Regions from separate parts of the Homo sapiens genome. Here all the other regions are linked to region 1. A link is a loop called in an ENCODE intact Hi-C map of the cell type or tissue named here. Cell type or tissue: heart right ventricle. All regions are shown on one strand.

What was found. Hi-C counts contacts between places; a loop is a spot of excess contacts. Peaks named below come from ENCODE experiments on the same cell type or tissue, not always from the same donor. Only the 100,000 strongest peaks of a DNase experiment are listed, where the experiment ranks them.
Region 2: it touches region 1 in a loop (6-fold over the local background); 29 of 110 quality-filtered maps call a loop at or near these places.
Region 3: a loop joins it to region 1, with 5 times the contacts of the local background. A loop is called at or near these places in 4 of 110 quality-filtered maps.

Annotation. Positions count from the first base shown.
Region 1 is chr15:92,273,304-92,281,303 of GRCh38, reverse strand. It overlaps LOC107987227 (a long non-coding RNA gene), which reads left to right and starts at 3,556. Exons shown (of 2, transcript XR_001751663.2): 1 at 3,556-3,677; 2 at 4,088-4,301. In heart right ventricle, a CTCF peak has its summit at 3,365 (motif pointing left); no DNase peak of the experiment used is centred here.
Region 2 is chr15:92,379,988-92,387,987 of GRCh38, reverse strand. No RefSeq gene overlaps it. Among named protein-coding and RNA genes, the nearest start is that of ST8SIA2, 9.9 kb to the left of the region's middle. In heart right ventricle, a CTCF peak has its summit at 4,259 (motif pointing right); no DNase peak of the experiment used is centred here; H3K27me3 peaks cover 2,576 bases.
Region 3 is chr15:92,210,793-92,218,792 of GRCh38, reverse strand. No RefSeq gene overlaps it. Among named protein-coding and RNA genes, the nearest start is that of ST8SIA2, 180 kb to the left of the region's middle. In heart right ventricle, no CTCF peak of the experiment used is centred here; no DNase peak of the experiment used is centred here.

The DNA of each region.
Region 1 (8,000 bases):
TGAAAATGGTATGTTTATTTATTTAGCTATTTTTTATTTCTCTCAGTTATGTTTCGTAATTTTCAATGTAGAGATATTGCATGTATTTACAAATTAAATCCTAAAATTTTTATGTTTTTTGTGGTATTCTCTGTTTAATTGTTTTTATTTAATTCCATTTTCAACTGTTTGTCACTAGTACATAACATACAATTGATTTTTGCATGCATATTTTACATGGTCTGATCTTATTAAATAAATGTATTAGTTTTACTTGTTTTGTAGATTCTCAAGAATTTTCCATGTAAACAATCATGTCATCTTCAAATAAAAACATTATAGTTCTTAAATCTATGGTACACTAATATTTTGTTATTTGTAGCAGTATGTAATCATTTCTAATCATGTGAGTAGCACTAGTGAAATTTTGACAATGAACGAATGCCAAACACAATGGAGTTTGTTACAACATTGTTTATAGTTTCTAAAACTGTTTTCAACCAAATGTTCAACAGTAGAGGATTAGGTCAGTAAATTTACAGTACATAAACTTACGATGAAATATTGTGGAGCCATTCAAAGTCTCATTCTTGTATAGTCTTTAAGGGTATAGGAAAATTCTGATGTGTCATGTGGAAAACAACACTCAAGATACTAAATAATCAGAATACACTAAGTTATTCTGTGTTAAAACAAGAATTTCATAGTCTTGGTGTTTTAACACAGCAAAAGCTTATGATTCATAGGGATCAGCAGTCACTATGGATTCTCAACTGATTGTGCTCTACCATCTTGGGGCTCCAGCGTTTGAGATATGTGGCCCTTTTAGTTAATGCTACAAAGAAAGAGAGACTGGGGAATAACCAGGTTGTTCTAAGACTCCAACAACATTCCTGGCTTGCTGTCCCTGGAAGGAAGTTTATCTTATGAGCTACCACTGCCAACACACAGAGCACCTACATACCTACTATCACAGTAAACCAACGTGTTAATCAAATAATGGCCTGAGTTCCCAGAGTTCACATCATTTAAGTGTGCTGTGCACACTAGCCTGCTGATTCTCCATGTGGAGGAAGGAAGCATATCAGAATTATGTAGATAGATTATGTTTTTTATTAATATCTTTATCTAGACAGCTTTTACTGGAGATTGTTATACTTTTATTGGGAGTGGGGAAATGGGGCACTGGAAGAAAAAAAGGGAAACTGGGTATATGTATTTTGAAAAAACATTTTCCAAGGGACTATGATATGTTACTCCTCAAACCACTGATCTCAACTTTTCTTCATAAAAATGAACAAAAATTAGCAGCTTGAAGAGGTGGATCAAGCAGAGTGCCAGAAAACAGGAATTCAAACACACTGAATTCATATTTGCAGTGAGATTGGGAAAGAGATCATGTTTATAAAACAGGAGCAGACAGCCATGGGAAAGGGCAATGCTGAGAAAAAACAGATCTTGGAAAAACACATAATTTCCAAAAGAAAAAATAGCCTAAATATCACAATGGATACTTCAGAAAAAGTCTTAGAAATCAGACCAACTAATGTTATTCTCTTGGAATGCAAAAGCAAAAGTCAGAGATGAGAATTACAAATGAAAAGATAAATTAATCAAGCGATTAATAGAGATAAAAGATAAAAACAATCAATAGAGCCATAATAATAAAAAGATAAAGATAATCAAGAATAGAGCTAGGACTCAGTCAGCAGAATAGAAGTTCCAGGAGGAGAAACAGAAGAAGATGAAGAAGAGAAAATTAAAGAAATTATCTGAGCTGATATGACTTCAATAGTATCACCATGTGAAACCTCGCCTGTTTTTTTTTTAGTGTAAGTTCAGGCCCAAAAGGTGGAGGGCAGGAAACAATTTTGGAACGTAAGTCACAGCAGCTAACTGGTCAAAAGCCTAAGCTGATCATCCTAGCTCTATTTTTCACCACCTTTTTCCTGTTCCCCTTACCTTCTGCCAGCAACTCTGATGAATGAGTTTCCTTCCTGGTGAAATGATGCCAGCCTTCATTTCCACAGGATCCAAGCTCTGGGTGGTCCTGTCTTTACTGGATTTCTGCAATTTTCCGCCAATACGGTGAACCGTTGTCTACCAGACAGTCTCACTTGCTTCTATTGCACGACAGCAACCCAGTTTCCCCGTAGCCATTGGGATTAATTACCCCAGTCAGTAGAGTGACTCCTCCGCCTGTTAGTTTGGTGGTATGAGAAATAATGTGGTTGGGGTTCAGTGTCAAGCTATAATTTTATTGATATATCGCTGTGATCTCTAGCGGGAGTTTTCTTACCTTAGGCACCAGACACTCCAACCCCATCAAACTCAAGGTCATAACAAGGGAAAGCAATTCTTCAGTGGATTGTTTGGTAAAATAGGGAGAGAGACAACTCCCACATCCACACTTTACCTCCCAGACTCATGCATTCTGGCTATTGTAGTGGCCCTGCATATTGGCTGCTAATTAAAGGCATCTACTACGTCCTGTAGGGTAGCTCCCCAACCTTGCAGAATGTTGTTTCCCCCCAGTTCTTGTAATCAAACCTTTGCCATTTTATTAAGGCAGTTGCTTCTAGGTGATGGGGCACATAGTAAATCTCAAGGCTATACTTTTTTTTTTTTTTTTTTTTTTGAGACAGAGTCTCACTCTGTCGCCCAGGATGGAGTTCAGTGGTGCGATCTGGGCTCACCGCAAGCTCCGCCTCCCGGGTTCATGCCATTCTCCTGCTTCAGCCTCCCAAGTACTGGGACTACAGGCGCCTGCCACCACGCCCAGCTAATTTTTTTTTTTTTTTTTGATTTTTAGTAGAGACAGGGTTTCACGTGTTAGCCAGGATGGTCTCGATCTCCTGACCTCGTGATCCGCCCGCCTCAGCCTCCCAAAGTGCTGGGATTACAGGCGTGAGCCACCGTGCCCAGCCAAGGCTATACTTTTTTGCTATAGAACAACTGCTTTGCTGGAGACTATGTTGTTTGGGGTAACGTGGCAGCTGATAAGGCACCAATCATGATGCATGTGGAAGCACAATAGGCAAGAAAAGTAAGTCTATTAACAGAATAGGCATTTATCATGGTGAGGCCAAATTTGTTGCCCCCTCCATGATGAAAGGAGCAATGGAATCAATGTGTCCTATGTGGCTGCTTGGTATACTCAGGGATTAGGGCCATACTTGCCATTGGCTCATAGGGAACTCAGTGGTGTCAGGAACCAAATAAGCCTCGCTGGGGAAAGTCCAGGCTTCTTGACCCCAGCCATACCTTCAGGGCCACTTGGGATAAGAGCCTGAGCAAGCACTGGGGTGGCTGGGGAAAGAGGCTAACTGGCATCCACACTTAGTCATTACTGAGAGCTGGCACTGGAGTGGATGCCCTCTGGTGGGCATTTTTGTAAGAAATGATTGTCTTCTCTGTGCTCATTCTGAGAGACCCACCCACACATCTCTAGCCCAGGCTTCCCTATCACCAATTTTCCAGTATTGGTCTTTCCAAGTTTCTAGCCAGTCACTTACCTGTTAACCTCTGCCAATGACAATGTTGAGCCTTACTCCTGCTCTTCTCTTCCAGGTGAAATAGGCAGCCATCTGACTGTACTACCCAAAGTCTGCCCAAATGAGGATTTCCCTTCACCACTCTTTGAAGGCCACTCCTAGTGGATTTTACACCCTGAAAACCCCTCCATAAACTGGAGACTGGTGAGCAGGAATTCCCTATGAGGTCATCAGTGTGGGTAGAGGGAGAAGTAGTGAAGCATAAGGAAGAGGCACCTTGACGGGGAGAAAGCTACGTGCTCATGCCATTTACTTGTACCTTCTGTACTTGTTTGAGTCAGTCTCATTTAGATCTTTTCCATGTAACTACAGGTGCTGTGCCCACCTCTATGATCTGGTGACTCAGATGCTACCCAGTTCATGATGGGAAGTTTTCCTTACCGTGTACAATGAGCACACTGTTACTGAGGGAGTGCCCACACATGATGTTCTATGGGATATCAAAATAATCAAGATCCCTGTGCATTATATTATGACAAAGAAGCAGGGGAGTTATCATGGTCTCAAGGGAAAACATGTGGAGACAAATCTCTTCCGGTTATCTTTTTCAACAGAAATCGAAGAAATGGCATTTGCTGTGTTAATAGTTGCATACCTGTAGCCAGTGGCTGTACTGATTTTCTCAGTAAATTACCACATCTGGAACCAAAGCTACAGTTGTCATCCTCACCTGATTAAGTAGGTGATAATGTACAGTTATTCTCCAGACTTATCTGAGTTTTGTACAGGCCCAACAAGCTAAATAAATGGCCACTATGGTAAGACCCAGGACCCCTGTCTTTCTCAGATCTTTGATGATGGCCTTCTACATGCTGGAACTGGACAAATGAATCAGGGTGGGTCCCACCAGACCCACTGAGAAATTAATTCAATTTCTAGGGCTTGACATCGGCTCAGAGATGACTCTTATAGCCCTTGGAAAGTCTGGATATTTCTTTTTCCTTACTGCATAGTCACCCTGGAAATAAATGCAGGGCCCTCTGAGGAAGGCCTGGAGGTAGATGCACACTGTATACATGTGGTCGCACTATAGAGTTCTTCCTCAAAGAATCCAGCCTACTCTGGTTCTGTGTACTGGCCTAGGTCTGGAAAGTGGGCAAGAGGCCATGGAATCCCATTACAGTGATTCCATGTATTAGGATTCATTGTATTAGGATTCTGCTCACCAGAACCAGAAAGTTTCTTTCCACATGAGTCAAGTACACTTGAGTAAGTCTACCCATCGATTTCATTTCTAGGGACCCTACAATTCAATTAGTCATAGATGCTGTGGGTCAAAATACTTCCATTGCCACAAAAGACACCCCTGCTCATTTTAGAAATTGTGTCTATGTTGTTGCTCATGGTTAAGGGCTTCCACTCTGCTCCTGGAGCTACTCCTGGTACCAATTACAATGTTAGTCTAATCTTGTCAAAAAATAGATGGAAATTTCAGAAGGGTGAATGGGGAGAGTCTAACAAAGGAACCCTTTGCAGAGGTGCTGTTGGGTTAAGGGAACCCAATAAGACATGGTGAAGCATCCCAGGCCCAGGAAAAGTAGGGAGCTGCCACCTGCACATCCCCTGACCCCCAAGGCCTGAAAGGCAAGGAGATGGATGGTTTTCAGAAATGGTGGTGTGGGAACATCTAGTAGAATCTGTGGTCTTTGGTAGAGAAATGAAGCTACTGATGAGTTACTAAGGAGGATGCCGGGAAAGCGTATTTGCTGAATTTCTCCCTCTTCCCCCACCCATACCCCTTTAGATTTCCTGAAGGTCCTTCCCATTGGCTGACCGCAACCAATAGCCAGAGGGCAAAAAAGCCACCCTTCTCACACAGAGCGGGTTAGAAAAGGTGGACAGTGTGGATTTGAGGGTTGAACCGAGAAGAACATCCAGGGCAGGTGCTTTATCTGCCCTGGATAAAGCCCTAGATATGATTCAGCACCCATTCAAGAGCAAACTATTAACAAACTGTGGATTTAAAAAATGTCCCTAACTGGGGCCAAATAATCTACCAGAAAACAACAGCAAAACTTATACCTATTGGTGGAACTTTAAAAGAATTTCCATTTAGAAGCATCAATTTGCATAAACTCTTAACAGTGCATATGCCCATGTATGTCTTCCAATAATTTATTCTAAAATAATACTCATTCACAGAATTGATAGTACATTTATGTTCATTGCAGGATTCTTCATGAATGAAAAAAATGCTGGATGTGTTCAATAATTAAAGGTTAATGTAATAAAGTATAGCATAAACATACAATGGAATGCTGTGTTAAAAAAATTCTTTGTTGTTTTTCAGTTTACAATTAGCCTTTCCTGTGCACCTAACTATAGATCAGGCATGATCAGTCACTTTTTTAAAGTTCCATTTAGTCTTCATTATTCTGTTTGGTTTAACAGCAGCCATTTGTTTTTCAGTTTAAACACTTTTACGAAAGAGCTAGCCTTCTTAAGACATCATCATTGAGGCTGTAGGATGTCCAAGATTATTAAGATATAATCTCTTCCCACAAGGAACTCCCAGCTGAAGAGGACAAATAAGATGCCTGTATAACACACAATGTAAGAACTGTTATAGAAAATGATAAAGGAGAGGACTCCGGAAACATGCAATGGAGAGGGCTTTCTTTTGTCTGAGGTTGTAAGGAAGGCTTCCTGGAGGAGGAGGTACCTGTTCCGTGTCTCCACAATTAGGTATGATTTGACAGGTATACACAAGCAAAGGGCACCCAGATGGGGGAGCAGAATGTGTTGGAGAATAGGAAGTGGTGTGGCTTGGCAATGTTGTTCTTCATTATAATTGTGGATTAACAGAATTTTATTGAATAGCCTGGGACCTTCACCATCATTGTTTCTATGAAAAAGAAATGTTCTAATCTTTTAGACAATGCACTTTGAAGTGAAAACGTCTTTAGCAGTGAAGGCCTTTTTATATCATCTTTGAGTCTTTTGTGAGCACAGTTTAATCTGCCAATGATAATAATGCTGACTTTCTTTAACGCGCCACTTGCTGTTGGATTTCATGAGGTAATTTTTAAAGCAGGTGCCTCCTTATTGCTTATGTTGAAGATTTGGTCACGGAATATTTTGTTTTGTTTTTGTTTTTGTTTTTTTTGAGACGGAGTCTTGCTCTGTCGCCCAGGCTGGAGTGCGGTGGTGCAATCTCGGCTCACTGCAAGCTCTGCCTCCCGGGTTCACACCATTCTCCTGCCTCAGCTTCCCAAGTAGCTGGGACTACAGGTGCCAGCCACCACGCCTGGCTAATTTTCTGTATTTTTAGTAGAGATGGGGTTTCACCGTGTTAGCCAGGAATGTATGTTTCTCCCTGGGATCATCCCTTTGGGGCCAATAGTTTTTTATCAGCAGCATGTCATTTTATTTGAGGTTTCTTATAGCTGTTTAACAAGGCATTCAGTTGGAAATATATCTTGTAATTTTAATTGTCGATCACCACCCCTGGTAGGAGGGCCTTCCTCTTACCATATGGAATACAGATGTGAAGAGGATTGAAAGAGGGCAAATATAATGACCATCAATCAGGAATGTTCCAGGCTAAGGAAGAAGAGGAAATACCTGAGTGTTATCTAAATGGATGAATATGACAGCTGTTGGCCACAGGCTAGTTAGGATGTAAGAACAGTAAAAATTGAGATGTGGAAACATGCTGGAATAAAAAGTCCTTTGGCAAGATTAATACATGGAACGTGGCTTGTTCAAGGGAGGCACATATTTAGGTACTCTGCTGTCTTCTTGTAAAAGGCTGCTTGACGGGCATGAAGAAGTTCTTGAAGCAAAGCAGGTGCTACTTTTGCACAGCTGTGACCCCGAGTCTGCCAAGCAGCGGTCAGGGATGCAGCTGCTTCTTGTAATTAATCATCCCAGGCGGGCTCTGCTGCAGGTCTGCTTGCAGTTCTGTGTCCTGGGTCTTGATTGTGTCTTTTGACCACATTGCCTGGGACAGGTTGACCCTAGAGAGTGCGACAGCAGTTTTCTGGAATGTGATAAAGGGAAAAGGGGCCAGGCAGGCAGTTATCAGAGCTGGGAATAGTGCAACTGCTCCTTCAATGCAGTTGGTAGGAAGAAGCCTGGGTTGGTGCTCCATCATTATGCAGCAAACATGTGCAGAGCCGGTGGTCACAAGCATTTATCTTCAGCCATGTACATCCACTACATCCAGTCCTGCCACAGTGTCCTTGGGGTGCTCCAGCCAGAGCAGGATGGATTCCTGGAGTAAGCGTGAAGGCTGGCCCTGTAGACCTGCCGCCATCTAATCCCAATGGGACTTGCCAACCTGCCTTCCCCTGGTTCTGACATCTGGCATATCTCATGTGCTATAACAACTGAACTGCTTGCTCTTCCCCATGTTTCCTTCATGTCTGCCTTGACTCATTCTATTCCCTTTGCCCTGGAAGCTATTCCAGTGATACTATGCCCTAGAATCCAAATCCTACCTCTCCCTCCTCAAATGTCCCCTCC
Region 2 (8,000 bases), 110 kb before region 1:
ACCCAAAATGCTAGTGACTTATTCGAAACAGAAGTTTATTTCTTCTTCATGTGCCAGTCGTCCAGCAGGCAGCCAGCACTGGTTTTGCTGTGGTTAGTCTGCGAAGTCCTTAGGGATTCTGATCCTTCCAGCTTCCTTTCCACCATCTCCAAGGTGAGACTCTTTCCTCTTCTTCCATCAAATCCAGGTTCCAAGCAATAGAATAGAAGCAGAGATAATAAGGAAGAAAGAGGAAAGTTCCTGACACCTCCAGAGATGCTCCCATTTACACCCCTCTGTCTGGACCCTGTCCTGTGTCCCCCCGCCAGCTGCAAGGGATGCGGGGAACAAATCCTTATTCTGGGCTTCTGTGTGCTCAGCTAAGACTCAGTTTTGGAAGAAGGGAGGGAAAGATGGAGGGGGGTGGGGACAGCCGGTAGCATCTGCCACAGTGAGAATGGAGAAGCCCATCATAGGATTTTTCTCTCCCATCTTCAGCTCTGCAGGCAAGTCCTCACCGGCCCTGTCTTATGCTTGGGTGGAGCAAGGACTCGCCAGAAGTCACTCACCATTAATGACAGAGTTTGTGGGCAACAAAGCTCTTTCTGAAGCTGAGCTTCATAACACTGCATCTTCCTATTTCTTAGCATCTTACTCGGCTACGTTGATTTCTTTGTTTTCACTCCAGGGAGGCAATATAATGGTTTAGAGCAATGCTTTGGAAACTATTTGTGGCAAAGGACCGAATTTGTTTCTTCTTAAATCTCCAATTGATTTCAGAGTGAGTGTCCTACTATCTGAATGGTATTCAGTTCACACTAGGTGCCCCTCGCCAGCCATGCAAGTTGTGTGCCCCCAGACCCTTCATCAATAAGAGTCAGTGATTATGCACATCACAATGTGAAGTTGCCACAAAGGCATCTAAATGCTTGTCCTGGATTCCTACACTTATCTCAGCATTGACCAGTAATATACAGTTCATAGATCAGCACTGGTCCCTGGACCACACTTGAGTAGTTCTGGTTTAGAGTTGATTCTGAGATCACACCTATCGGGGCTCAGAACTCATCTTTATCTTTTGCTATTTGTGTGATCTTGGTCTGTTTTAGTTCCTTGATGTTAAATGGGAACAATAATAATACTTAATTCACAGGTTTTAGTAAGAATAAACTAAGATAATGTGTCTAAAGCACTTAGCAGAATGTTAGCATAAAGTAAGTGCTCATTTCATAGAGAACTTTATTATTTATGATAATGCAAAAATAGAAAGGATAAATATATATAATTTTTTATAAAACAGCAGTTATCTCAAGGTAGTAAAATTGGCATTGATCTTGATTTTTCTTCATACTTTTCTCTGTTTTATAAATTTTCTACAATGATCATTAATTACTCTGTAATCAGGAAAACAGTTATTAAAATTTGTTATGCCTATTTTCTCTGCACTGAGGTTCTTTTTTTGCCAGAGCTTAATATTCTTTCTCAATAAACGATATAAGCACACATATTTAGTAAAATTGGTTTTGCAGACAATTTTCAACCTTTCTTTGATGTTTTGTAAGCATCTACCTAATATTCATGTCGCAATTTTCAGGGGAGGAAAACAGGCTGTAACACATTCCCCCATTGGGCCAAAAACCTTGGAGACACTTCAGGGCTCCTTTCTTACATCCTGTTCACCTTGTGACGACCTCATCATCACCCAACCTGGATGTCTCTGTTCATGGCTGAGAATCACAGCAAACCCCCAGCTTTTGGAGTGAGGGGGCGATTCAAAGAAAATACGCGGTGGCTTCACATCCACGTGGTGTCCCAGTCTCAACAGCAAACGCAGGCAGAGCGGGCTATGTCCCCGGCTACCTCACCATCGCTCAGACACCACTGCTGGTGATTTCGTGCAGGAAGCAACACAGAAGATACATTAACATGGGGGAGGGGTAGACAAGTATGAGGATCATAATAAAGAGACTTTCCAAATCTCCACAAATAAAGTCCTTGGTGAGGTCTTCCAGTCATCCCGCACTGCTCAGCTCTCTGTGAGAATAATTATCGTCACCTTGAATGCAGCAGCGTGGAGACTACTACATATTTTGGAATAACGTTTTTTCTTTGCTAGGAGAGAATTTATTGAGATAAAAAAGACGACAGTAATTTAATTTTCCTTGGACGGTTTCTTAGAGATCTGTAAAATCCAAATGGTCTCAAACTCTTCCAAACTCTAAGCGGGCATTATAACTATTTAGCATTTATTAGTGTTAACATTTGTTTGGAAAGACTATCTTTATGACCTAGTAGTGTTGCATGCTTTTGTGTTACAAATATTCCTTAGGGTACATTGAAATCCCAGATATAACTGAGGCATAGAGTAAATGTTTACTAACAGGGAGATAATTTTGGCAATTCTATATAGGGATCTATAACTGTGTATCTGCCTCTATGTCAACATGTTATAATATGGTAATAGCTATGATTTATTCACTTCCAAATCCTTGGGCAGTAACAGAACCCTCCGTTATATCCTTGATCCAATGGAGAAAATGCAGTCCATCTTGGAGGTTTCTGGAAATTCACTGAGATGACAAGAGGGCACTGCATTGCTCTTAAGGTCTGAAAGCAGTTCAGTAAATTTCCCTAAAGTGGCCCTGGGAAAAGCCATGGCCTCAAGCTATCTGACATCACTGGGAGGTAGATTGGGCTCATCACAGCAATCCCTGTGAGCATCTAAGTTACTCACACACTGAGTCAGAGAAATGCGTGTGACTTTCCCAATATAGCAGAGCATGGGCCGGAGAGAGATCAGGAAGGCCAGCTTGAGCTTCTAGTTTTCTTCCCAAGGGAAAAGACTGGGAGTCTTAGAGGAGGAAAGGCTCTAGAGGTGGTTATCATACCCCTCTAAATCCCCATAAGATCTTTAGCCAAACTCTCTCAATTTTACTGGAGGGACCCACGGGCTCAAGTCCATCAGCTTTTGGCTGTATGGGGAGAGTTCAGGAATGCAGAATCGGTAACAGTTAGATGCCCTGGAGGACTTTCTTAACCGATGTCCTTCTCTTTCCCTTTTTTTGGTCTGTGTGAATAATCCACATTTAGGCCAGCAAGGATACGTTTGAGAATACTGCATTTATGTTGCAGTTTTTAAGGTATAAGGGACTTCATCCGGCATGAGGACCACTTACATTTTCTAATGTTGTCTTTCTACCTTTCCAACTGGATTGCTAGCTTCCTGGCTCTCGTGTATTTTATAAAGCTCTTATTTTCTGTAGTGCAGCTCATTTCAAAAGGTAATATTCACTTGTGGCTCAAGGCCTAGCAAAAGGAAACCCATCCTCTCCTGCCCTTCTTTCCCTCTGGTTTCCAGCCTCTGGGAGGAACAGACTCCTCCCTGCAGGATGAGTGCCCGCAGCTCAGACCACAGCTGGCCTCTGGCAGAGGTGTGCCAACAAAGGAAGAAAACAAAAGCCAAGCTGCATTCATTTCAAGCTCCATTAGGGGCATGCATTGGGGTGAGGAAATCAGTGGGGAAGATGAAACTGGCAGGAAAAGAACTTCTTTTTCTCAGTCTCTACAATGGAATTCACCACAAATAATGGTAGGGCAGAAATCACTAAGCAACACCCATTTTAAAAATAGATAAATGTAAAAATCACATCCAATAAACATTTTTGGGGTCATTTCCAAAACATAGCTAAAAAAAAAAAAAAGATAACTGCCACTTTGTTCTTTTCTTCTTTACATGGCAAAATACCAGCCAGGACCCAGGATTACGGTACCCAGCCAGCCTTTGTGAACATCAGGTGCTTTGCATGAGGTACGAATTGTTGTTCCGAGGTTTGCTGCAGCCATTTGAAAGGATAAACTCTTAAGTATCAATAATATTGATGAATCATCATAATTTGCTAGAGAATAGAAAAACATTTTATAGTTTTGCTTTCAGAAGCCAGTAAAGAGAGAACTTCCTTAGGGAATGGTTAACCACTCAAAAGTCCTCCTCATTCTCTGACCATTACAATATAAAAGGTATTTTGAGAAAAGATGTGAACAGAAGTATAGTTTTGATGTTTGTAAATAGTCTCCACAGAATCAATTCTTACCCTGTTTTCATGCAACTTTTGAATCTATGGGAAGTTCCATAGAAGGAAGATTTTTTTTTCTCTCTTTCTCTGTTTCTCTATATCGGTCATTTGCTTTCTTTTATGCGGTTAATCTTGGCTGTCTTCATTTTCAAGGATTGGGTAGGTTTTCTCCTGCTGTTGTTGTCCTGCTGTAATAGCGGAGGGGGGCCACCAGGTGACACTGTGCTAGACGAGGGGCCCCGGAAAGACAGCGGACTTGGTCTGAGCCAGTGGCAGGTAAATCCTGGGGCAGGGAGGGGTCAAAGGAGAAAGTGAGAGGATGAGAATAGGAATTTGGAGAGGTTACAACCAACTGGAGGGCAAGAATCTTGCCTTTTGCTTATCGACTAACCTGAACTCCTGGAAGCCAGTTTCAATCACCATATAATTGGAACTGAGATGAAAAGTGGACATATTGTCTGTGGAAATCAGTATTCAAGGCAAACAAATCGAGGGGAGATGCACCTGTATCATCAAAACTTGGTTGGAAAGTCCAGGTAATCTCTGCAGATGGGTCTTTTCATTAATGCTGCTAGCCTTGGTGAAGAAATTAAATTTGAGCAGTTCTTCCAATAATCAATAATGAAAATCGGTAACAGATTGACACCTTGCATGATCAATGAAAATTAATAATACTTTGACACTTTGCACTATCCCTGATTTGGGCACAACCAGAGTAGGTGTGCATTTCTAGCTGTTTACATTTAAAAGTTAAAAAATATAAATTGTCTCCACTTTGCCCAGTTATCCTTATAGTATAAAATTAGACCGAGAGTCTTTCTCTTAATGCCCCCACCCCCTACTCTCCAAAGGAAGGTATATAAAACAGTAAATCCACTTTCTTGGGGGAGGAGGAGGGGGGTTACATTAACACAGCATTTGTATTCATGAAGTCTGCACCAAACATCAGGTAGTTACTAAATATCTTCCCCTTATGTACCCTGCACTGTGCCCAGCACTCTGGTAGTTAAGAAATAGAAGCCATAACTTTCCCTCAGAGTTTTTGCAAAAAGATCCCTTATTCAATTATGGGGTGATGCTTGTCACATGTTGCACAGATATAGCTGCACCTAACCCCTCATTAACTTAATGGATTCCTATAGTCAGTTCTCCAGGGATGTGGAATTGAAGCTGCTGAGATTCACAGAAAGTGTGGGTGTATTTATAAATGCATCTCCCATTACTCCCAGGTTCTCAAAAGGAGAGAGCTCTGTTCCCATAGCAGGTAAGGAGAAAGTGAACACTGTAGCAAGAAGCTGTCATCATTTGTTCATTCAGTTATGCTTTTTATGACACCTAGTTTTGCATCCCAAGAAGAGAAAGTCTGGTCATTTTTGTGTTCTTTGTCCATCTTGGAGTTCCTGATGGCCCACTTTGTATGATTTTTTATGTAGTAAGGACTGAATATTTTACTACACACGGTCACTTGTATGAGCCAATTGGCTTTGCTTAGGAAATGCTTTTGTTTCATGATCAGAGGCAACAATTCTACTTTTTAAAAATTACCAATTGTTTCTCAGGAATAAATCATGGATTATAAATTCATAGCCCACATATAATCTGAGCCACAAAAATATTTTGTTGGCCCAGCAACGTGTTTAAAAATGTTTTTGAATATGAAGGCCTTCAGTGGGCCATAGACATTCCAGTTCTTTACAGGGTCCCCACTTTTTGGTGATTTACATCTAGCCTGACTCACATATGAGAGGTTTTCAAAATGTTCATGAAAAATACATATTATGAAAAAAACTATGCATGGATTTCAAAAATTTGTTGCAAGAAAATAAACTCATACTAACTTGTTATAACATGTCTGAACAGGATCTAGATTGAGGCACTAAGAAAGATAAGACCTCAGTCTGAAAAGAGCCCCTATCAGAGCAACATGAATTCTGCTAAAATTGAAGCAAGAGCAAACATCAAATTTATAGTGAAGCTTGGATTGAAGTATGGTAAAATAACTGATGCTTTACAAAGATTTTATGAAGCCAATGCCCCCAAAGAAATTAGCAGTTTACAAATGAATAATGTGTTTTGAAGATGAAGCCTGCAGCAGCAGATCATCCACATCAATTTTTAAGGAAAAAAATTAATCTTGTTCATGTCCTAATTGAAGTGGACCAATGATTAACAGCCAACACCAAAGACATCTCAGTTGGCTCAGCTTACATGTTTCTGACTGAAAAATTAAAGTTGAGCTAACTTTCTACTCAATGGGTGCCAAGATCATTGCACCCAGGTCAGCTGCAGACCAAAGCACAGCTTTCAATGGAAGTTTTAAACAAGTGGGATCAAGATCTGGAAGCATTTCTTTGAAGAATTGTAGCAGGAGTTGGAACATGGCTTTACCAGCATGATCCTGAAGACAAAGCACAACCAAAGCAATGGCAACCAAGAGAAGGAAGTGGTCCCATTAAAGCAAACATGGATCAGCCAAGAGTGAAGGTCATGGCAACAGTTTTTTGGGATGTTCAAATCATTTTGCTTGTTGTCTTTTTGGAGAGCTAAAGAATGATAACATCTGCTTAGATGAGAGCGTTTTGAGAAAGTTAGCCACAGCTTTAGCCTGAAAACTGCTGGGAAAGTTTCACCAGAGAGTCCTTCTTCACCACAAAAATGCACCTGCTCACTCCTTATCAAACAAGGGCAATTTTATGATAATTTAAATGGGAAATCATTTGGAATTCACCTTATAGTCCTGATCTAGCTCCTTCTGACTTCTTTTTGCTTCCTAATCCTAAAAGAAATCTGTAAAGGGCACCCATTTTTCTTTAGTGAATAATGTAGAAAATATTGCATTAACATGTTAAATTCCAAGGACGCTACGTTGTTTAGGGATGGATTAAATGGCTAGTATTATCACCTACAAAATTGTCTTGACCTTCATGGAGATTGTGTTGAGAAATAAAGTTTATTTCTTCCTCTTCTTCTTCTTCTTCCTCTTCTTCTTCCTCTTCCTCTTCTTCTTCTCCTTCCTCTTCTTCTTCCCTCCTCCTCCTTCTCCTCCTTCTCCTCCTCCTCCTCCTCCTTCTTCTTCTTCCTCTTCTTCTTCTTCTTCTTCTTCTTCTTCTTCTTCTTCTTCTTCTTCTTCTTCTTCTTCTTCTTCCTCTTCTTCTTCTTCCCTCCTCCTCCTCCTTCTCCTCCTTCTCCTCCTTCTCCTTCTCCTCCTCCTCCTTCTTCTTCTTCTTATTTTTAGAGACAGGATCGTGCTATGTTGCCCAGGCTGGTTTCAAACTCCTGGGCTCAAGCAATCTTCCTTCCTCAGGCTCCTGAGTAGCTGGGACTACAGATGCATGCCACTATGCCTGGCTTCTATTTTTATGTTTCAGTTCCATGTTTTCCACGAACGTTTTGAAGTCCCCTCACACTTGTGATCTCTGCCTGGCTCCAGAGGCATCTGGGAAATGGAACAGCATAAAACCCACATATGTACTTCATTAAGGATGGACCAGAACCTTCTCATATAACAGATCTAAAATAAATGGGGATAAATCCCATACACTGTTCACAACATGGTAAATTGGAACAACTTCTCTTGAGGGCAATTTGGTGATATAATAGAAGCCTTGTTATATGGGGTTCCCATTATGTAGGGTGATTTGATAGTAAGAATGGAATATACAGACCCACCAGAAGGAGGCTGGCTTCTCCTGCACATAGGCATGCCCTGGAAAGAGAAGCATGCTTTACCACTGGGAGGAAGGGAGAGCTCTCGCCAATCTAACAAGTCCTTTATTTGGAGATCAATTAAAAAGATTTCATAAAGTAACAAGTCTTTAAAAAGAGCATTGTCTTCCAACTCAACAATGCCACTCATCTCTAGGAATTCTTTCCCAAGAAAATATATAAATGAGTGTGGAAATGTTTAGATACAAGGATGTGCATAACAGCATCACTTGTAGAAATAAA
Region 3 (8,000 bases), 63 kb after region 1:
CTGGTTTCTTCTTGCTGATGTCTGGCAATATCTACCCCAGTTAAGAAGTGCTCATGACTGTCTCTCCTTAAACACGTCTATATTCCTTAGATTTTATTGTCTGAAACTTCAGCTCTCCCATGGGTTCAAGATGAGTTGTAAATTTGACAATAGTCTGGCATTTTGTTGTTCTTGCTGTTGTAAGGATTAGAAGGATGTCCTCTCCATCTTTTTATATCCTAAGAAGAAAGCAGAAATACCTCTCACTTCTTTTAAATGAATCAATACAAGCTACTGATCTTTCCACGGTAAACAAACAAAAGTGAGTCACTTAATGAATTAAGTCTTTAATAGTGTATGATGCCTCATATTAATTATATAATACTTTTACTTCAGGTAAAAGTATTTAAGGTATATTTCTTGGCCCTTAGTAGGTAGTTGAATCAATTATCTGCCATTATTCTTTCAAGGCAAATGTTCCTGAATTACCCAAGGTGAATGTTATTTTTAGCCTGTATTCTTCTTGTCCAGGTAATTGTTCATTTCATTTATTTTTCTTATTTCCCCAGTTAATTGCTTTAAACAACATTCTTTAATCTTGCATTTTCCTCATCTATAACATTTTATGATATTCCTGCACAGGAATCTGATTGGTAAAATTGAGGCAACTTGGCATATACAAAAGCATAATATCTAGGCACCAAGAAGTCTAGAATGATTGACAGCTTTGACATAATTGCCTCATTGTACTAATGAAATAACACTCCAATTCTGTCCATTTTGCTATGTTCATTATGGAATGTGAGTTACACAGTGACGAAAAAAATTAGAAGATATTGATAAGATATTTTAGTCTTGTAAGCTATCATTTATAAAATTTTCTGAGTCAGGTTTGGATAAAACAAAACCTATTCTTGTGATATTGATGGATATTATGGGGTCAATAAAACCCTAAGATGATGTGAACTGAAATCTTCGTTGTCACTAAGAGATCATGGCTATCCAGGGAGTGGTGAAGCTTCTTGTATCATATAATCCTGAAGAAAACTATATTCTTGGCATTTTCCCTTTAGATAAAATTATCTTATGAAAAAGCGTGGGTCTCCAGCTGAAGCAGACATAAAAACCAGGTCTTATCATATGCCATAAAAGAAAACATTATTTAAAAATATTTTTTTGATTATACAAGTAGTATAATTTTTAAAATATAAAACATCTATCAGAGTTGAGAAAGAAATTTTAGATCTTTTAAAAATAGAATAAGAAAATCTAGCCTGGTAGCCTTAATGGTTATATTTCTTTGTAGAGACACACACATAAATATCCATATATAAGCAATCTTAACCTTAAAAATAATATATATGCATGTTTATATATATATTATCAGTGTCATAATATATACAGTTTTTTATCCTGCTTTCTTCAATCTTATTACATCAGAAATATTTTCCCATGTCATCAAAAACTCTTCATAAATATTTTTTAGTGGCTGAATACTATTCTGTTTTATAGTTGTGCCACAACTGGTTATAAGCCTTTTGTGTATTAAGGTTGTTTCCACTGTTCCAGTATTGAAAATAATGCCATGATGAGCTTATTTATATATAAATCTTTATCTTCATTTTTGATTACTTCTTAGAATCCATTCGTGGAAGTAAAATTACTGATTCTAAGGGGATGAAATTTTTTATAGTTCATGACAGATATTTACAAATCATGTTCTGGAAAGTTTTAACAAATAACATTGCTACCAGTAGTTTGAGTACTGAATACTGTTATTTTAAAAATCCTTGTCAGTGGTGAATCATGAAGAATAGTATCTAATATTTCACTTTTCATTTATTTGCTTAACACTGGATCTGTAATTTTTTCCACTTTTTTGTGCCATTTGCTTTTCATTTTTAATGAAGTGCTTATTGATGTTGTCTCTTTTTATTGATATCGTTAGTGTTTCTCACTGATCTGTAGGATTCATAATGAATAAATAAATATTTGACAATATATTTTCTTCTTATTTCTACTTTTTGGTTTTCCTATGTGACCACCATTTTGCATTCCCAACAAAAATGTATAAGCCCTCCAGTTGGTTTATATCCTTGCTGGTGATTTGATATTTTCAGCTTTTTAAAATTTTTAGACATTCTGAAAGGTGTTTAGTGGTATCTCACTGTGGTTTTATTTTGCATTTTCCTAATGGTTAATGATGTTGAGAGTATTTTTCAGGGGTTTATTTCCCATGTGTATCTTCTTTGTTGAAGTGTCTGTTGAAATCGTTTGTTCATTTTTATAAGTTTGATTATTTGCTTATTCCTGAGTTTTGAGGGTTATCTACTCTGGATATAAGTCTTTTTCAGATATATGACTTGCAAATATTTTCTTGAAGTTCATGGCTTGCATTTTTATTCTGTAGACAGTATGTTTTGCAGAGCAGATGTTTTTAATGTTGGAGAAGTATAATACATTTTGTTGTTATTTAATGGACCATGCATGCCTTTGGGATTATATCTAGAACTCTGGTACAATATCACAATGATTGCCCCATTTGTTTTCATTTAAAAGTTTTATAGCCTTAGATTGTCTATGATTCATTTTGAATAACTTTTTATGAGATGTGAAGTATATTTGAGTATCTTTTTTTATATGAATATTCACTTGTTCCAGAAACATATGAAAATACTATTCTTTCTCCAGTGAATTGCCTTCGTGACTTTGTCAAAAGTGAATTGACCATATGTATGTGGGTCTATTTCTGGACTCTATTCTGTTTCTTAATCTATGTATATAATCTTTCAGCAATATCACAGTGACTTGATTTTTGTAGGTTTAAAATAGTCTTAAAACGAGGTAGTATGGGTCTTCTGACTTCATTTTCAAGATAGTTTTGTCTCTGCTACTTTCTTTGCCTTTCCATATAAGTAATAGAACCAATTTGCAATATCTATAGGAGATTCTGCTGGGATTTTTTATAGCATTGAATCTATAATCAATTTGGAGAAAACTGATGTCATAAACAACACTGTGTCTTTAATCCATGAACATAGTATATATCTCCATTTATTTGGTTCTTTGATTGTTTTCATCAGTATAGCTTTCCAAATACAGATTCTATACATATTTTGTTAAATTTATACTTAAGTATTTCTTGAATTTTGGTACCATTGTATTTTGTTTCAAATTTTGATTTCCAGTTGTTCATTTCTAGTATAAAGAAATGTGACTAAATTTTGTGTTGATCTTATATCCTAGGGTCTTGCTAAACTCACCTATGAGTTCTAGGAGCTTTTTTGCATATTCTTTAAAGTTTTCTACGTAGACTATTATGCTGTCTGTGAATAGAAACGTTATATTTCTTTCTTTCCAATCTATATCCCCTCAATTTGCTGACTAGAAATTTCAGCAAAATGTTGAATAGAAATGCTAAGTATGAACATCTTTTTTTTTCCCTGACATTAGGAGAGAAAGCATTAAATTGTCTGCTATTAAGTAGGATGTTTGCTGCAGGTATTTTGTAGATGTACTTTATCAGGTTAAAGCAGTTCCTTTCTTCTAGTCCCAGTTTGCTGAGTTTTTTTTTAAATCAAAAATGGCTTTTAAGTTTTGTCATTCTTTAATTGCATCTATTGGTAGGACTATATGATTTTTTAAATATATGAATATAGTAAATTACATTGATTTTTTTTGAATGTTGAATTGATCTTGCATTACCAGAATAAGCTAGATTTGGTTGTGAGGTATTATAATTTTTATATATTGTTAGATTTGATTTGTCAATACTTTGTTGAACAGTTTTCTGTATTTATGTTCTCAGGAGATATTGGTTTGAAGTTTATTTCCTTGTGTGTCCAGAGTTGGTTACTTCCAGTGGGTTCTTGGTCTCACTGACTTCAAGAATGAAGCCAGGGACCTTCGCAGTGAGTGTTACAGCTCTTAAAGGTGGCATGGACCCAAAGAGTGAGCAGCAACAAGATTTACTGTGAAGAGCAAAAGAGCAAAGCTTCCACAGTGTGGAAGGGGACCCGAGCGGGTTGCAACTGTTGGCTGGGGTGACCAGCTTTTATTCCCTTATTTGTCCCTGACCATGTCCTGCTGATTGGTCCATTTTACAGAGTGCTGATTGGTCCATTTTATGGAGTGCTGATTGGTCCATTTTACAGAGTGCTGATTGGTCCATTTTTACAGAGTGCTGATTGGTGTGTTTACAATCCTTTAGCTAGACACAGAGCATTGATTGGTGCATTTTTAGAGTGCTGATTGGTTTAATTACAATCCTGTAGCTAGACACAGAGTGCTGATTGGTGCATTTTTACAGAGTGCTGATTGGTGCATTTACAATTCTTTAGCTAGACACAGGGGACTGACTGGTGCATTTACAATCTTCTAGCTAGACAGAAAAGTTTTCCAAGTCCCCACTGGACCCAGGAAGTCCAGCTGGCTTCACCTCTCAATCCACCCTCTAAATAGTACATCCCAAATGCTGTTGGGAATTGGGCGATGACCACTCTAGCTACTTCCTGCTGGATAGGGGCAAAGAAGGGGCCCTGCAGTTGTAGTTTCCTCCAGAGGGGAATTCTTTAGGCCAGCCAAAGGGCCAGTGGGTCGATCCAGGGGTCCTTGGTAGAAGTTGTTAGTTGAGCTCAACTAACAACTTACAAACGGGGTTCCATTTGTAAGACCTTCTGTAGCTTGATGGCCTCCATCCTAGGGGAAACAAATTTGACAAGGAGGTTAAAAATGCAGGGCCCAAAGGCGAGTAATAGCAAGATGGCTGTCACGGGACCTAGAAAGGGGAGAAACCATGTCGCCCAACTCCAGAAGTTGGTAAAAGAGTTTGAAAGGCGTTGTCTGATTTCAGAAGCCTTTTCTTGTAAATGCCGGGTGGCATCTTGTACTGTCCTTGACTGGTTAGTGTAAACAAAACACTCTTCCCCTAAGAAGGTGCAGAGTCCTCCTTTCTCAGCAGCAAGGAGGTCTAGGCCTCGGTGGTTTTGGAGAGTCACTGCTGCCAAAGAGCCTATTTGGGATTGTAGAGTAAGGATAGATTTTGTTATTTCTTGCAAACTGTCTGAGAAATCCTTTGAGAGTGTGTGGTAGTAGGATAATGAAATAGATAAACTGGCTATTCCGGTTCCTGTAGCAGTAGCATTCCTAACCCTATAAGTAGGGGTATTAGTCGTATGGCTCTGTGCTGATGGACTTGAGATTTGAGGGGTACTGATAGGGTCTGATTTCCTGGGGCAATGTTAATGTTAGGACTTAGGAAGACTAAGGTGCAGGTGCCTGTCCAGTTAGTGGGGAGGCAGATATAGGTTGATGTTCCACATAAGAAGAATATACCTTGGCTGGATAGACAGAACTAGTTGTGTATGTTAAAAAGGTATGTGAGTTTGTCGTTTTTATTTTCCCATGCTCCTAGAGTACTTGCCAAGGTAGCTCCAGTGAGTGGCTGGAAAGGGGTGTTGAAAGCAAACTGAGTGGCTCCCTGTGTTCTGTTTTCTCCATGGAGAAAAAAACCGTTTTGTATCTACTAGGAACCATTCAAGAGAATGATTGAAAGAGGGGATGAGAAGGCATTCACTAGTGGTGGGGGCGCTGCTGCAGGGGGTCCAGGGGTGAATGGTCATGCAGGGAGTACGTTTGCCATTACAAAACCTGGACTATTTGTTAAGCAGGGAGGAGGTAATGATTTTTGGAGGCCCTGAGAAGCGGACAAGCCATCCGAATGGAGCTGTTTGGGGGACTTGGAAGTTACTATGATCAGTTGGGGCTTGAAGTTGTAGGGTGAAATTACACAGATGGGGTAGTAGGTGCCCCAGGGGCAGGCCTGGTAACAGGTTGCGTTAGATGCATAAAGGGGCTTGGAAAGTTAAGATGGTATTCACAGTTACAGGGCTATGTATGGGCTTTTCATTGCTTGTGTAATAGGTGAGGTTGGAAATATAAGAACATAAAAGTTGGACTGCACGTCCTGTTAGGGTATTCTTGGTCCCATCAAAGATGGGGAAGTTGGTTAATGATTGCATATTTAGAAGTCAGAAAGGGTCTTTTCCTTCATAACGAGGGTGGTAGGTTAAGTTGGTAAAGACCCAGTTTTTTTGCAGGAACAGGAATGGCAACCTAAGCATAGGTTGATAGAGAGATACAAGGCCAACAGTCATTTGCCATGGAAGGATTGAACTGGTTTAACAGAGAGTGGGTTAAGTTGAGAGTCTTGTAGAGGTAAATAGGAGCTAGTGGAAGAGGAGGGGTGATTGTATGGGTTATGCAAGGAAGCAGGAGGGATAGATAGGCAAAGAGTAAATAGGAAAGTAAAGAGGGTGCTCTGGAAGATGAGATCATTTTATCCAGTTTGTGTTAAAGGTAGGAGTAAATTGCTGTCAGAAGGAAGGAAGATAGAAAGAAGGTTGATGTGATTAGGGTTTTCATCCCTGCAGGAGCTACAGTATATAGACCTATTGCAAAGAGTATGGTTAGTATGCTGCTTAATAATAAGATGAAATAGTAAAAGGATTCCATTAAAGGGGTAAGGAGAGGTGTTAAAGATTATGTAGGTTTTCACTTACCTTTTTTAAGGAGGAATGGGGCTTTTCCTCAGGATCAGTGGTAGGAGCCTTTTTAGTCTGGGATGTTTCCTTTCAAAATAGGAGATACAAGTCCTCCAACAGTTCACAGGTGTATCGAGGCTGGTCTGGCTGATCTGGCTGATCTTGGGACTCCCGAGCTAATGGTCCCACAGGGGATGTCCAAAGTTTAACTCGGGTGTGGTGAATCCAAGATTCCACTCCTGCCACCTTAACTGCAGTGGGGGTAAAAAGGATTACCAAATATGGTCCTTCCCACAAAGAATCCATAAATGGGGAGGTAGAGGGGAGAGATTTGACCAGCACTAGATCTTCTGGTTGAAACAACCTTGTTCCCTTTTCTCTGTGACATCCTTCAGGTAAGTTTTTAAGGTTTCGTTGATACTTTGCCAAAAAAGTTATATCTTTGACCAAGTTCCTGATCAAGTAGGAGGTCATTTTTGAGAAAAGATCATCCATACAGCATTTCATATGGACCCAGCCTCATTTTATGAGGAGAATTTCGGATTTTCAACAAGGCCATGGGCAAAAGAGTAGGCCATGGGAGATGAGTTTCTTGTGTTAGTTTCCTTAAGTGCCTCTTGAGTGTTTCATTTGCCTTCTCGACCTTCCCTGAGGATTGTGGCCTCCAGGCACAGTGAAGGTGATGTATCCCTAGCATCGTGGAAATTCCCTGAGTTATCATGGCTTTAAGAGCCATACCATTGTCACTCTGTAATCTTTGGGGAAGCCCAAATCTAGGAATTATTTCATGAATTAGGACTTTAACCACTTCCTGAGCCTTCTCTGTCTTATAGGGGAAGGCTTCTATCCAATTTATAAAGTTATCAAAGGACCAACAAGTATTGAAATCCCTTTGACTTAGGCATATGGGTGAAGTCTAACTGCCAGTCCTCTCCTGGATAGTGACCTATTCTTTGTTCCCCCAGAGGAGCCTTACAATGGACCAAGGGATTATTGCTTTGGCACACCTCACGGGCTTTGACTACCTGTCAGATGGTCTGGAGGAGATTTGGCCCTGTAAATAGGGACTTGGCCACTTGATGAGTGTTCTCAATACCCGTATGAGAAGTTTGGTGGAGGATTTTAAGTATGTTCCACTGGCTGGCTTTGGTTATGAGTACCTTTCCTTCTTCTGTTGTCAAGCACCCTGAGAGGAGAAAACTATGCCCCCATGAAAGTCCCCATTCTGTTTCAATTGGGGAATACTGGGGCTTGATCTCTTGGACGGGATTGTTCCATACCAAGGGTCCTTCCATAGGTATTTCTAATGGGAGGTTCCACCTGGCAGCAATTCTGGCCTCAGCATCTGCCTGACGGTTTCCTTCTGCCTTTTCTCCTTCATCTTTTTGATGGCTTTGGCAGTGTAAGACCACCACCTCCTTGGGTTTTTGCACTGCGTGCAATAACTCCATGATTTCCTTGTGGTATTTAATGGGGGTT